Regions from separate parts of the Homo sapiens genome. Here region 1 is linked to region 2. A link is a loop called in an ENCODE intact Hi-C map of the cell type or tissue named here. Cell type or tissue: endothelial cell of umbilical vein. All regions are shown on one strand.

The links. A loop is a pair of places that touch in the nucleus more often than their neighbours do. Peaks named below come from ENCODE experiments on the same cell type or tissue, not always from the same donor. Only the 100,000 strongest peaks of a DNase experiment are listed, where the experiment ranks them.
Region 1: it touches region 2 in a loop (3-fold over the local background); 8 of 110 quality-filtered maps call a loop at or near these places.

What each region holds. Positions count from the first base shown.
Region 1 is chr16:66,646,237-66,654,236 of GRCh38, reverse strand. The region is part of intron 1 of CMTM4 (CKLF like MARVEL transmembrane domain containing 4); the gene reads left to right. Among named protein-coding and RNA genes, the nearest start is that of CMTM3, 46 kb to the right of the region's middle. RefSeq lists an enhancer at 2,957-3,251. In endothelial cell of umbilical vein, a CTCF peak has its summit at 3,121; a DNase peak (open chromatin) is centred at 3,106.
Region 2 is chr16:66,403,505-66,411,504 of GRCh38, reverse strand. It overlaps CDH5 (cadherin 5), which reads right to left. Exons shown (of 12, transcript NM_001795.5): 12 at 6,721-8,000. LINC00920 (long intergenic non-protein coding RNA 920) reads right to left here and starts at 2,981. Exons shown (of 2, transcript NR_046242.1): 1 at 2,691-2,981; 2 at 604-1,225. RefSeq lists an enhancer at 4,924-4,993 and a silencer at 4,705-4,999. In endothelial cell of umbilical vein, a CTCF peak has its summit at 4,894 (motif pointing left); DNase peaks (open chromatin) are centred at 2,624, 2,974, 4,514 and 4,854; H3K4me3 peaks cover 419 bases; H3K27ac peaks cover 2,632 bases.

The DNA of each region.
Region 1 (8,000 bases), 240 kb before region 2:
TTGCTTAACAACTTTGCTTCACTTTGCTTGTCAATAGGATGGGGATTAAAAACCATGTTCTTCCTGGGGTGATGAAAATGTTTTGTAATTGTGTAATAGTGATGGTTGCACAACTTTGAATATACTAAAAGTCACTGAATTGTGTATTTTAGAGAGTGAATTTTATGGTGTGTGAATTATATCTTAATTAAAAACTGGCTGGGTGCAGTGGCTCACACCTTTAATCCCAGCACTTTCAGAGGCCGAGGCAGGTGGATCACTTGAGGCCAGGAGTTTGAGACCGGCCTGGCCAACATAGCAAAACCCTGTCTCTACTAAAAAAAAACACATAAAAATTAGCCAGGCATGATGGCACACGCTTCTAATCCCAGCTACTCGGGTGGCTGAGGCAGGGAGAATTGCTTGAACCCGGTAGGCAGAGGTTGCAGTGAGCCGAGATTGCTCACTACACTGCAGCCTGGGCAACAGAGCAAGACTCTGTCTTAAAAACAAACAAACAAAACCCAACCAACCATGTTTCTATCAGGATGGAATGAATTTTAAATTAAAGGCTAGAATGCTTATAGAAGTGCCCAGCATTGTATTTGACTCATAGTAGAAGGGCTCAGCAAATATAGACTTTTTAAGGAAGGCCACAGTGTCACACATTCTAGGTTCCACTGTTCTCACTGTCTCTGGAGCTGGGGACACCATTATAACCACCATGCTGAACAGTAGTCCCTGACCTATGGGGTAAGGATGGCGGCCCTGGGGGTCATAGGTTTGGGCCTGTACTGCTAACCCTTAGCTCACTGCATCTCCCTCTCCCAGAGACTGGTTCCAAGACCTCTCTCTCTGGATGGTGTAGAGGTCCTGGGGGGTTGCCAGGGTAGTGGGTCTCACGACTGAGCTGGGTTTTCCCAATGGACTTCCATCTGGCCTCTTATGTATGATATGCAGTTCACTATTTTGGCTGAAATCAATCTTTAGCAAAAAGCTTCTCCCAGCCTGCTCGTTTCTCATTCAATGAGAAATGCTGTGTCCTTACTCTCAGTTAAGGTGGTTGGCCAGAGTTGTTAGGTTGGGGAAGTACCCAGGAAGTAAAGCAGGAAGAGGAAGGAAAGGGGGAGGTTTTGCTTTTGTATTCTGGGGATGCGACACTGCTTTCTGGGATTTCAGCTTCATCTATGAAGCTAGGACCATGAGAAAGTAAAGGGGAAAAGAAGATCCTAATGGCAGCAGTGTAGTTAAACAGCTTCAGATGTTTATGCTTTAAGGGCAGCTTGTTTCCTCTGTCCTCTACATGTGCTTTGTTTTTGCTCCATTACTAATTTAAACGGTCTGAAAATTTGACTTTTTGAGCAGGGTAGCATTCGCAATAAGATTCTGTGGGCAATCTCTTGGCAAGAAAGATGCTGACCGTCCTGTGGTTTTCTGAAATCATGTGCAGTTATATCATCAAACCACATAATAAGGATTTCTGGATTTTCTTTTAAAAATAAGAAAATGTTTCGCACTTTATTGGATAACCCTGTTTGTGTGCTCTAAGTAGTTAGATACCAAAAAATAAACCTATTTTAATTGGAGCCTGTGATACAGTATCCAGCCGTTGTTGATGGGTAACCTGTGGATTTAATGTATGCGTTAGAGCATGCTTCTAAGTATGAAAATTTACGTTGAAGGTGAGAATCTTGCCAAAAAATTGAATTGAATGCAATGTCCAAAGTTCAACTCTTATTTATGGCTTTAGAATTCCAAAATATCAAAATTGTTTACACAGAGAACCCGCTTGAAACATCTGTCAGGGACACTGATTGAATAGGCCTTAGTGACACAGGCCACACCCAGACCCAACCAAGCTTTCTGGGGCATCAACAACCCAATGCTTCTGTCCTCAGTGGAAAACGGTGCCTTCAGGGGTCTGCGGTAAGCACCACTTAGAGTGGAGTGTGGCCTCGGAGGCTGGCGGGCTTTCTTTGAGAGTGCACACCTTGCTGCCGTCTGCTGCACCCCAGCCTTGCCTGCGCTTTGTTTTCTTTCACCATCCTGAGTCCTTGGAAGCCTCTCCCTTTGACCCCATTTCTCCTTTTCTTGTCAACAATGAGGAACTTACTTGCCTCCACCTCTTGGCTCCTTTGCTCAACTAATCACTGTTGACTAATTAGTCCTGCTGGCCAGCCCAGGTGGCTTTAGCTCCTGAGGGCCATCTCTGCCCTTCCAGAGCAGGTAATTTTCTATTACTTCTTTGCTACCCTCAGGTCCTAGCTTGGGCACTGCTAGAGAAAAGCAATGAAACCAAAGATCACATGCAAACACCTTGGTTGCAGATTGAATAATTTACACTTGCAATTAGCTCCTTTGTTTCAGAACCAAACATTATTTGCTCATTGCTCGATTGTCTTAAGGGAGAGGAGGGTGATATTTTAAGTTTATCATCCTCATGGGATGGCCTCCCTTGGGAGGGGAAAAAACTCATGGATTATTTTTCTTAGAAAAATTAAGATATTACTACAGCTAGATCCCTTTGAGAATGAGCAGTCATGTTGTGGGCTTTGTCAGAGTCTCAGCACTGGCTACCCCAGGTCTTGTATTGCTTTCCTTGAAGAGAAATCATACATGGTGATTTTTCCCATGGTGAAAGGGGTGGGAAGACTCTGGATAAGTCATATGTTAGGCATCTTATCTAGGAGAATGAGGTAGGGGAGGAACTAGCTTTGGGACCTGGCCACACGATGGAGGTGCTGCCTGCTTCCTGAGTCGGGGTGTGAGGATCAGAGATGTTTGGACTGTGCCTGGTGCAGAGCCCTGTAGCTTCCTTACCTTATTGATGCTCCCTAAATGGAAGCCGTTGTTATTCGGAGGTGCCTGGCATTGCAGAACTATTTGCCCCCGTTTGCAGACCATATAAATGGCTTCTGGCCTGGGAACTTATGTTTTAAGGTGATCTGTTGTTTAGCGTGTGTATAAAGAGTGGCTTAAAACTCCCCATCTCAACACCGTGAAAGATGGTGCGGAGAGGCTTCGTGCCTCTTCTGTAGTTCCGGCTCCAGGAGCCCATCTTAACATCCCCTGTTGGTTGCTAAGAGAGGAGCTGGCTTCGGAAGCACAGTCCCTGCTTTGCTCTCTGCTGCCCCCTCTGGATTCTCTGTTCTGCACATTCTGAGGTCTTCCAGCAGCCGTTAACAACTAGCCTTTTTCGTCTGTGGTTAAATACAAGCCCTGTCTCGTCTTTCAGATATTTTTTCAGTATTGGCAGGAATAGAGACATTTGAATTTCGAATGTGCTGGAGTTGATTAGAGCTTCGTCTGATTCTGAAGACACTTTGAACCCTGCTGTGTGTGCGCGTGTGGTCACCACTCAGCTTCGTAGGTCTTCACTAGGTTAACAGGGTCCTTAATAGTTGCTCCCCTGCTGGGTAAATGAGCTTCCATGTTTTTACTCTGTAAATTGTGCATGACGTGACAAAGCTGAGTATTGACCAGCACATGCCTTTTGTGTTTCCCAAACTAGTTTACCTCCAGACATGGCTGTGCAAAGTGTTAAGAGGTGTGCGGGGGGAAGAAATCTGTGCTCTTGTAACATCCATGTATTAAGTAAAGGTAAACAGGTTTTACTGTGAGGCTTTTCAGGACTGTTAAGATGCTGGTGTGCCTGATACCCTAAGACCAGGGATATAGTTAAGGTGGGAACAGCATGGGGCTTAGTATGAGAAGACCCAAAGCTGTATGTCTGCGGGGCCCACCACTCTCCACACTTGTGTCCATTTGGAGCTGCTCCTCTGTAAGGGAAAGGGCCAGGCTGCATCTGTAGTCTCAGCCTTAAAAAGAATTTTTTAAAAGCACAACAGAAATACTTTCCCAATGTATAAACCCGAACGATGGTTTGCAAACTAGTCTTGGAACATTAGTTTAGGAGAAGGCTATTAACAGGTGTTCGGTTCTTTGGCCAGAAAACTTTAGGAACCACTGCTAATGGGAGTATAAACATAAAACAGAGGCACTTTGGTGAGGAACTAGGTTGTATCCCAACCTTCCACCCACCTCCAGCCAACCAAGGAACACATCTTGAAAGTTAGGCACCATCTCACACAAATGTTCTCTCCCGTTTTTCCTCTAAGACCACCTGAGTTTGGTGTTGACTGGGAAGCCTCCTAAAGCCTCTGCTGCTGCCTAAGCCCTCATTGACCCTCCCTCTTCCAAATCCCAGCAGCACTTTTTGTCTCGATACCTCCCTGGGCACCGAGCCACGCACCTGGTTAGTTCTTTTTGTGTATAATAGCGTGTGTTGGCTGGACTGGAACTGAGACCTTAAGCACAGAGAGTCTCCAAGTGCCACAAAACGATCAGGGTTGAGGGAGAAGTTGTCTGGCCTCACCCTGTTTGCCTGGGGCGTGGCCTTTCTTATACATGTCTGTGATCCTGACATGTACAGGGATTAGGGGCCCTGAAAGAAGCCATACTCAGGAGAGGAGGGCAGCAGACGAGTGCCAGTGAGAGCCCTGCCCCTGCCCCCCATGAGGAGGGAGTCGGGCTCTGGACCTGACTCATGTTCATAGGAGGGTGTGAACCCAGTGCAAGGCTGAGGTTGAGCCCAGGCTTAGGGAGTGGGGAGGCTGCTGAGGACGGACCATACCTGCTCCCACTGTGGAGTCTGCAGGACACCAGGTGATATAAGTCATGATTAAATTGGGATATACTCTTCAATAGATTTGAAATGACCTGTCATGGAAATAATGCATATATTAGGAAGAAAAAAAATCAGGGATAGATAGATAGATAGATAGATAGATAGATAGATGGATAGATAGAGAGAAGGAATCAAGACCAAAAGAAAAAAGCAGCATATTTGCTCCCTAAGGAGCTTGTTCACCAATGCATCCCTAGAGTTAGGATCGTGCCTGGCATGTAGTAGATCCTCAGTTAATTTTAGCTGAATAAAGGGATGGTACTTGCCTAAATACTACTTTAAAAAAAAAATGGACTTTTAAAACATAAAGGCAAATGTCCACACCCACCTCAGGAACTTTTTCTTTTTTTAAGAGACAGGGTCTCACGCTATTGCTGGGACTGTAGTGCAGTGGCTATTACACAGCCATGATCATAGCTCACGGTAGGCAGCCTCAAACTCCTGGGCACAGGCGATCCTCCTGCCTAGGCCTCCTGGGTAGCTAGGACTACAGGTGTGCACCACTGTGCCCAGCAACCTCAGTCACTGTTTAGAACATAGTGTCTGGGGGCTAAGATTTCTCTTTTCTTTTCTTTTCCTTTTCCTTTTCTTTTCTTTTTTTGACAGAGTCTCGCTCTGTCAGCCAGGCTGGAGTGCAGTGGAATGATCTTGGCTCACTGTAACCTCTGCCTTTTGGGTTCAAGCGATTCTCCTGCCTCAGCTTCCTGAGTAGCTGGGATTATAGGCCTGCGCTACCACACCCAGCTAGTTTTTGTATTTTTAGTAGAGATGGGGTTTCACCATGTTGGCCAGGCTGGTCTTGAACTCCTGACCTCAGGTGATCAGCCTGCTTCAGCCTCCCAAAGTGTTGAGATGACAGGCGTGAGCCACCGTGCTCGGCCTGGGGGCTGAGATTTATTTCTTTTTTTTTTTGAGACGGAGTTTCATTCTTGTTGCCCAGGCCGGAGTGCAATGGCGTGATCTCGGCTCACTGCAGCCTCCGCCTCCCGGGTTCAAGCGATTCTTCTGTCTCAGCCTCCTGAGTAGCTGAGATTATAGGCATGCGCCACCAGGCCCAGCTAATTTTATATTTTTAGCAGAGATGGGGTTTCACCATGTTGGTCAGGCTGGTCTTGAACTCCTGACCTCAGTTGATCCACCAGCCTCGGCCTCCCAAAGTGCTAAGATTTCTTAAGATATTAATGATGAGGAAAAACTCAGATCCAGGAAAAATATTTTCATTCCCAAACAGATGAAGGCACCATCCTCGTAGCAGTTGGGAAAAGCAAGAATACTAGGTAGTAACAACCAAGGTTCATTTTTCTGCTTACTCTTTCTAGCCCATGTGTCCTCACTGCTGGTAGAGCAGCTACATTTCAGAGCTTGCTGGGCACTGTGGTGAAGGGAGGTCTCTGGAACATCTCATACTGGCAACAAAGTCTTCCACCTGAAAGTGATGCACTTGGCAGCTCATTAGCCAGAAGTAGTCTTGTGGCCCCACACAAATTCAAAGGATGCGGGGAAGGTGCTGGATGGTGGAGAACCACAAATATTTGGCAGCCAGCATTAATGACTCCTACAACCCTAATGACAGCTGTCTTTTATAGGATGAGAGTTGCTTTGGATTCAAGTGAATACAGACAAAGTGCATTTAAAGCAGTGGGTCACCATCACTGTAAATAAAAATACCACTTTTATCAAATGATTTCACAACTTCTCTCACACAGATGTCTAATGAGTAATCAAAGAACAGCAAAGCTGGGTGTGGTGGCGTGCACCTGTAATCCCAGCTACTCGGGAGGCTGAGGTGGGAGGATCTCTTGAGCCAGGAGTTTGAGTCCAGCCTGGGCAACATAGTGAGACTCATTTTTTTTTAAAAAAAGAAAGAACAATAGTTTGAAGTTAGGTTCTCTGGTGTTTTGTGTGGGTGATTAAGGCTGGATCCTGAACTTCTCTGAGTAGCACTCAGAGAGATAGATGTTCACATTCCTCATTTGCTCTTTTGTCCAACTTCTTCCCCAGTCTCCTCACAGTTGGCCCTGCGCACACCTTCCTTACCCCCAATGGTGTATCAGAAGCAATGCTCACGTATTTCTAGGTGATGTCATAGATTGCTTTTTTAGATGGAAAAACAGGGTAAGTTTTTGACTTCTCAGATGACTGACAAGATTAAATCTGGACTAAAAAGAGAACTTTCTTTTGTGAAAACAGGCTATAATTGTGAAGCCTGTGTACTTTTTAAAAGGACTTTTTTTTTTTTTTTTTTTTGAGACAGAGTCTCGCACTGTTGCCCAAGCTGGAGTGCAGTGGCATGATCTCGGCTCACTGTAACCTCCGCCTCCCCATTTCAAGCGATTCTCCTGCCTCAGCCTCCTGAGTAGCTGGGACTACAGGCACCTGCCACCACACCCGACTACTTTTTTGTATTTTTTTTTTTTTTAGTAGAGGCGGGGTTTCACCGTATTAGCCAGGATAGTCTTGATCTCCTGACTTCATGATCCACCCACCTCGGCCTCCCAAAGTGTTGGGATTGCAGGTGTGAGCCACTGCACCTGGTCAAAAGGGCTTTTAAAAAGTCCTGACCAGGCTGGGCGTGGTGGGTCACGCCTGTAATCCCAGCACTTTGGGAGGCCGAAGTGGGTAGATCACCTGAGGTCAGGAGTTCGAGACCATCCTGGCCAACGTGGTGAAACCCTGTCTCTACTAAAAATACAAAAATTAGCCGGGTGTGGTGGTGCACACCTATAATCCCAGCTACTCAGGAGGCTGAGGCAGGAGAATCGTTTGAACCCAGGAGGTGGAGGTTGCAGTGAGCCAAGATCGCACCATTGCACTTCAGCCTGGGTAACACAGCGAGACTGTGTCCCAAAAAAAAAAAAAAAAATTCATGAATGGTTTCAAAACAAGTAAGGATTGGTTCTTAGAGGTCACTAAAATTTAACTCATAACCTGGATGTTTCAAAAAAGTGTCCATACATAGGGCATTTAATTTTTTTTTCTAATTAAAAACACATATACTCTTTGTAGAAATTTTGGAACATGAAAGCGGGCTCAATGAAAATAAACCTATCCACATTTCTACCATATAGATGGGTTTACTATCAATATTTTACTATAGATTCTTCCTGAATCTATAATATATACATGTGATATATTTACATACATGCAGTTATATACAATGTGTACATATATGTGTATATATTATATGCATGTATTATAAATACATATATGTATGAATATGTATATTTCTTACATATTCAAACACGACAGGAGTGTTAATTAAAAAAGGTAAAATCTCTGTGATTCCCCTGTTCCCCACCTAATCCTAATCCATAGAGAGGTATTGATTTTTTAC
Region 2 (8,000 bases):
TTTATTTACACTTTCTTTGATTCCTTCATTAGTGTTTTGTAGTTTTCAGCATACAGGTCCTGTACTTACTTTGTTAGATGGTAACCAAGAATTTCATTTTTAAAAGTTGCATCTGTCAATTTTTAACACTTTGTCTCTCTTGATCCATCACTCATATATTTGCTAGTGAGTCTTCACTTACTGTAGAATGCTTATTATAAAGGGAATTTTTAAATCTTGCAAAAGACAAAGGGTTTCATAAAGTTGACAGGAGCATTATTGGAGAAATACTCAAATTTACAGAGCCAGTGACAAAGGAAGATCCAGATGAGTTGGGCAAATTAACAAAAAGAGTATCGACAAGGCAGATAAAAAATGACTTGAAAGAGGGAATGATTTAAATATCAAAGGATTATGAGAAGCCTTTGGGAAAACTAATGAGCCTGGAATATTTGTATAAAAATTCTCTTGTGTAAATCAAAGATAAAATACAAGTAAGCTACATTATGTTCCTGTATATTTATGTTGGGAAAATATCAACACTTGAATTATCCTTTCTTTATTTTAAGAGTTAGAAAATGGTTGCAGTAAAAATCAAAACTTTCTTATATAAAATATGAAAAATTTAGAATAATTTTTGGTTTTATTTTAAAGTCTCAATCAACCCTTACCTTCCAGTAATTATTAGAAAAATCAGGTCACTATTTTAAGTAGATTCATTTCAATTAGCCTTATAGTTCTTACTCCTCCAGCCAGTAGACAAACCCTGGGTTTATTAGCTGATCCAAATGGACACTCAAAAATATGCCAGGCCTTCAGCTTAAGGAATGGCCAGATGCGGAATCCCAGATTTGGTGAGCTGAGAATTCCCGTGTGATGGAAGAACTCTAAGATGACCCCAAATTATCCCCACCGCTGGTACTCCAGCCCTGTGTAATCCCCTCCACTTGAGTGTGGCAGGACTTGGGACTCATTTATAATGAATAGAATAGAAAAGGTGACCAAGGTGACAGGATGTCACTTCAGTGATTGCATTAGATAAGACTGCAATGTCCTCTTGCTAGTGGACTCTCTCTCTCGCAGGCTTTGATGAAGCAGGTGAGCATGTTGGGGAGGCCCTCAGTTCAACGGGCTGCAAGGACTGAATTCATTCAACTCTGTGGTCTTGGAAGTGGGTCCTTCTCTAGTCAAGGCTTGAGATAAGATTTTGTGGATGACACTTTGATTGTAGCTTTCAGAGGGGATCCTGAAGCAGAGAACCCAGCAATGTTATTCCTGGACGCCCAGCCCACAGAAACTATGAAGTGATAAATGCATATTTTTCTAAGCTGTGAAATTTGTTACAGAGCAGTGGATAAGGAATACACCCTGCTGCATTTAGCCATTTAGCCATTCTTACATAAACCCACCGTACATATGATTCATTTAGTTCCAGTATAAACTTCTCACTAAAGACCCTGTATTAGTCCGTTCTCACACTGCTATAAATAACTACTTGATGCTGGGTAATTTCTGAAGAAAAGAGGTTTAATTGCCTCACAGTTCCGCAGGCTGTGCAGGAAGCATGGCTGGGGAGGCCACAGGAAGCTTACAATCATGGCGGAAGGGTGAAGTGGAAGCAAGCACCTTCTTCACATGGCAGAGCGGGAGAGCAAGAGTGAAGGGGGAAGTGCTACACACATTTAAACAACCAGATCTCCTGAGAACTCACTCACTATCATGAGAATAGCAAGGGGGAAATCCACCTCCATGATCCAGTCGCCTCCTATCAGGTCCCTCCCCCAACACTGGGAATTACAATTCAACATGAGATTTGGGTGGGGACACAGAGCCAAACCATATCCAAACCCTATTAGACCCACACTTCTTTCCCTCCCTCCTTCCCTTCCTCCCTCCCTCCCTCCCTTCCTTCCTTCTTTCTTTTCTTCTGTTAGGAAAGATTATGAAAGACTTTCAAATAGGAAAAAAAAAAATTACTGGGTTTTTTGTCCGGTACACTTTTCCAGGTTATTGCCTTTCATCGTCTTTGAGCTATTTTACAACTCTGTAAGTTGAAGAAAACTTAGATTAATGCAAATTATTCTTGCCCATGGGAGTACAAATGATTATGTCCAATGGAATGCAGTCTATCTTTACCCTGCGGATAGACCAGTTTTATTTCTGTATGTAAGTTGATTTCAGCATTCCTTATTGGCTTTATTGTGGGATTCTCTGAATACTCCTTTCAGTGGGTTGTAACATTGGACAGGTTCTATCATAAACTAACGAGTTAAATAAAACCTTTGATACATATTCATTTTATATGAGTAAAGAGTTATGATTTTTACCTTAAAAAACGATCTTTTAACATTTTCTTCCTCCTTCCCTTCCCTCCTTCCTGTTAACATTGAATAATTACTATGTGCCAAATTTGGTTCTATTACCTTTTCAAGACTTATTTCTTTTGACTTTCACAAAAACTTAGAGTAGGCAGTATATTACCTTATTTTATTTACAAATGAGAAAATTGTGACTCAGGGAGGTTAAGAAACTAACTCTGCTTGTAGGAGAGCACTGACTCATCCAGGACTGCTGACTCTGAACCACCTGGCCTGGGACTGAGGAGTTTCCAGGACACAGGACTTTTAGTACTAAAACGACGAGAGTCCTGGGCAAGCCAGGATGAGCCTATCACCCTGCATAGCTCCAGAAAGCCCAGGAAATGGACTCACCATGTTTAGCTTCAGATGTCCTGTCTTATCTCCCAAGCCCTGCCCAGTACATGCTGCTGTTTTGCTTCAGGGCTGTTGTCACCAAGTTCTTAGTGCTGTGTCTGCAAATGCCCCGGATGACTTTCACTCTTCCCTATGCTTTGCAAAATATTGGCTGCTTTATGTAGTGCTCTAGGGAGGGCTGTTCTAGCTCCTGCCCAATGCCCTGTGTCTATAGGCCTTTCCCTGCTCAGCCAGCAAAAGCCAAAGGCAGAGTTTTGTTGCTTCCTTCCCTGTGAAGATTCACTTCCTGCCCAGAGTCTGATCTGAAAGCAAAAGACTCTTGTTCAGCACAGCTTCCTGCGTAACAACATTAAACATCCCCTTGGCAACCATTATACAGGAATATTATAAGATAACTGTGCTTTCTATGCCCTAGGCTACAAGACCACATTGCAAAGTTTTGTGAAGTCTCCTTAAGTGTTGGGGGATACACAGATTTCCTAAACATCCCAAATAACCTCTGGATGGGCTGAGAGAAATAGGCCCCAGCTGTTTCTCTTATCTTTGAGGAAGAGGAATGGTGGATATTTCTATGCACTGCAGAATCCTATGGAAGTCACTTGGCTGAAAAACCGGGTTTCCCTCATATCATAGACTGTAACTGCTCTGATCCAGAAAGTGGCTGGAAATTTGCTGTTAACTTCAAAGGTTAACAGGATTAGACTCCCACCGATGAAATTCAAAGAAATGCTTTCAGAAGTAAGCAAACAGACAAAATTAATCAACCCTTTAACAACAGATTTTCTGGATTCAAGGGTGATGACTTCAAAAACAATTCAGTTAATTCTTTTTTTTTTTTTGACAGTCTCACTCCGTCGCCCAGGCTGGAGAGCAGTGGTGCGATCTTGGCTCACTGCAACCTCTGCCTCTGAGGTTCAAGCGATTCTCCTGCCTCAGCCTCCTGAGTAGCTGGGATTATAGGCAGCTGCCACCATGCCTGGCTAATTTTTGTATTTTTAGTAGAGACAGGGTTTCGCTATGTTGGTCAGGCTGGTAATTCTTAAAAGTCTGTTGCATTAATAGTGAACTCAACTTTTTAAAAAAACAGAAAGTTTTAGTGTTAAAAAATGATATTTGGGGATAAATTTTGCTTATCAATTCACTGTTTTCCAGTGACAAAAAAGTGCTTAGAAATCAACATTAAGATAACTTTTTTTTTCTGATTATAAAAATAATATATACTACTTATAGGAAATTTGGAAAACACAGAATAGAGAAGAAAATAAAAATTTTTCATAATTTCATAACCTGAAGATGGATATCTACTAGAAAAAATTGAGATCTGACTGTAAATAATTCATTGGGTTTTGCTTTTTAGCCTTGACCTTGAATTTAGCTCAAGATCACCACGTCCCAACATGACTTTTAATGGTTGCCCGGTAGTGTTTTGTGGATTTGCCATAATTTACCTAACCAATCTCTTATTGTTGGACATTTACATTGTTTCGAATCTTTTGCTTGTAAGTAACACTGAATTTACTGAGGCAGATACACCCAGTGCATCTTAGGTCCCTAGGAGGTCCTTAGCAATCCCTAGAAGGGGGATTGCTGGGTGGTCTGAGGTTTTGATTGTGAACATCAGAGACTCTACCAGTCACCTTGAAGACAGTAGGATTTATTCGAAGGATTCTTGACCTGGGAGGCGCCTTGAAACCAGGGCGCTCAGGGACTGCAGCTCCGTTCCTGGCCCAGAGTCAACCTTCCAGGATTGGCTTGGCGAAAATAGGGCGGAGCCGAGCAGGAGGACGAGGCGTGGACACTGCGGCAGGGCCACCCGGTGCAGGGAGGGATGGTGTGGTGCACTGTGACCCTCACAAATCCAAAGATCCGGCGGCCAAGGTCAGCCGCTCTCGGAGAGCCGAGATTCTTGGTGCTGGCTGGGCTGCTGGAGACAGCGGGTACCCCGTTCCTTCGGGAAGGTGGGGGACTAGGTCCCTGGCTCTCTCTACCCCATCAGAGCCTGGTGCGACGGAGGAGCGTAGCGAGAGCCCAGGCAGGTTGTAGGGCCAGACCAGGTTCTCTGTCAAGGTCCAGAACCCCCAGAACCTGCGGTCCATTGATTGCCAGGATGCCCGGCCGCGGAGCTCGCAGACACCGGCCCTGGCTGAGCATTTATTGACACAGCGCGCCCCCTAGTGGTCATTTCCCATTACCAACCCAACAGCCGCGGACGATGCTCCTTGGTTCAGCCTCTAGCCCCCCAGGTCTGGGAAGTCTGTAGATTCGCATTGTCCTGGGACCCAGGAGGCAACGGTTGAGGGTGGTCTAGGGGAATGGGAGAGTGTCTAGGCCCAACTCTGTCCCTAACTTGCCTGTGTGGCTCTGGCCACATCTCATCCCCATCTGGGTCCCACCTTGGACATCTGTGAAATGAGGAAGGTCATGCTGGCTTCACAGGTTTGGCCTGGGGGAGGGGAAGGGCTCTGAGCCTCTGCTCCCCTTGCCCACTTTCGGTAGGCTTGGGACCCAGGGTTGGCTGGAGCAGGCATGTGCAGTGTGGTCAGAAGATTCCAGGCCACTGGGTTTGGGGTACCATAAAATGTACAAATTCAGAGGCAGGCCCTCCTCCACTATGAAGATCACTCTTCCTACCTTAGGGTAAACAGGTTCCAAGCAGAGGAGGTGACCAGGGTGGCCAAGAGCTCAGAGCCAGGCCCTCTTGAAGGTTGGAGCGACAGAGATTGTCTCATCTGGAGGTGTCTTGGGGATGGGGAGGCTTCTTGGAGAAGGAAGTAGTGAACAGATCTCATGGGCTCCAGGGATTGAACAACCGTGAGTTCAGGGAGCAGGTACTTCAGACAGGTGGGAAAACAGCTTAAAAACCAGCTGGAAGGGGTGGCATTGGCAGGAATGGCTGAGTAAGGAGCACTTCTCCCCGAGAAAAGCAATGAGAATACTGGCCAAAATTGTCAAAACCAACTTTTTCAGAACTCTGAAAACTAATTAAAAACTTGCAATAATCCAGGGTGTACCTATTTTTTTTTAAAACAGCTAAATATTGGTAAGAACAGTGAGCTTGATGGCATTGTCCTTTTTTTTTTTTTAATAGAGACTGGGTCTCACTATGTTGCCCAGGCTGGTCTCAAACTCCTATATTCAAGCAATCCTCCCTCCTCAGCCTCCTAAAGTGTTGGGATTACAGGCATGAGCCACCACACCTGGCAGAGCTTGATGGCATTTTAACTTGCCCTAGTCCCATCCCCTTCTCCCGAGACCTGTGGTAGCCTTGAAACCCAGTGGATTCATAATCATGGTGAAAACCAGCAGTCTAGAGACAAACAGATCAGAACAGGGTTGGAGCTTCTGCAAAGTCCAATTCCCAGATAACTGTCATTATTCAACTTGTCTGGTAGTTCCCTGGAAGAAACTCCACTTGCAAGGCTGTGTTCTTTTGACCTGACTTGATACCCATTCAATACACACAGCCTTTTCTCTGAGGTTATTTGTTGAAAGTAATCAGTGGCAATTGTTTAACGTTGCAGCTGCCTGAGGCAGTGATAGTGGCTGGGGCAAATAAGAAGCTAAAAAAGATTTTAAAAGGAAAAGTTAAGGAATGAGCTGTCCATAGAGGCTTTGAAAAGCTTTGGCATATTCCTAGGAATCTATAAATGTCCCCTTTTCTGTAAGTTCCTCTGATGATGGTGGTGGTGGTGTGTGTGTGCTTGTGTGTGTGTATGTGTATTTGTGTGTGCATGTGCATGCCTGTATGCATGTTTATATGTTTGTGCATGTGTGTGTGTTTCACAAGTGCTCTCTCAGCTCTAAAAATGGAAGAATCTCAAAGGTTTTCTTTCTCTTTTTTTGAGACAGGATCTCACTCTGTCACCCAGGCTGGAGTGTAGTGGTGCGTTCAGAGCTCACTGCAGCCTTGATCTCCCAGGCTGAAGTGATTCTCCTATCTCAGCCTCCCAAGTAGCTGGGACCACAGGTGCCTGCCACCATGCCTGGCTAATTAATTTTTTTTTGGTAGAGATAGGGTCTCCCTATGTTGCCCAGGCTAAAGATTTTTCTTTATTTAGGTATAAAAAAATACAGTACTTGTCATGCACCAGTTTGGCCAATATATAGACATTATCTGTAGAGCAATTACTACAATTATAGAAAATAGAAGGTTACAGGAATTGTTTTTCCAACTAAAAAACCTGAATTAATATTGTTAACCTAAATAACAACCTGCTTATTATGCAAAAACCCTTATTCTATATGTCTGTGAGAGCTAGAAACTTGTAAGTATCATTAGTAAAAAAATCATTATAAGAAGCTAGTTATTGGTTAAAACAAACAAGTCAGTGTTATCTACAATCCCTTGCAGTGTGAGGGGCTTTGCCCAGAGTGGGAACCTCGGTCCATGACGAAGGGTGAGCTTGGTGTCTCCTTCCCTGCCCCTCTCTGTTGACTGATGCCACTTCTCCAAGGTGTGTTTGCAGTGAAACGTTCCAGTGGAAGATGCATGGGTGACCACAGAGGTTGGGCAGGGCAGGGCCTTGCCTTCTGCAAGGTGTGCCTGAGGGTCAGTTCCCTGAGATGTGACAACAGCGAGGTGTAAAGACACATGGCTCGGCTCCGTCATGCAGTCATGAGTGGGTTTGGACATTGTCCAGTTTTGCTAAAGGCCACATCTTGGGTTCCTCTAAACCAAGGGATAAGGAGTAGACAGAGAAAAGAAAGAGAGCATGGATTGGCGACCAGGTGAGGCAGAGAAGGGGAGACGTCTTCTGCTCCGGGAACATCTGCCCCTTCTCAGGCAAAACTGGAGGGGTGCTGAGGAGTCTCAAAGCAAGGTCTCAGCTCTTCCAGGCCTTCTCCAGAGGGGGTGGGTGTGGAGGTGGCCCTCACCCTGTGATCTGTCACTCCTGATCTCCACTGCCCCTCCAGAATGAATTCACAGTTGCTTCAAAGTTTAATAAGCCATTTCCCTGAATGTGGTTCAGTGCTCAGTACAGCACAGTTACTGGCATGGCAGGCCAGTGAGGTCACTTCAGGACCCAAGGTCAGGAGCTGCCATGGGGCCCCTTCCTCCCTCTTGACAGGCCTGGAGAGGGGTTGGGGAGTGGTGGGGCACTTGGAGTGGAGTATGGAGTTGGAGCAGGGCTAGGGCTCCCGAGAGAGGGCATGATGGTCAGTCTCCCTTGGGAATGGGCTGCAGAGAATCCTGCCCCACAAGTCAAGCTGTCCAGGCCTTTGCCTCCAGGCAGATAGGCACCAGGACCTCACCAGCCTTACCAGGGCGTTCAGGGACCCTAGAAAAAGACCCTGCAGCAGTTAAAC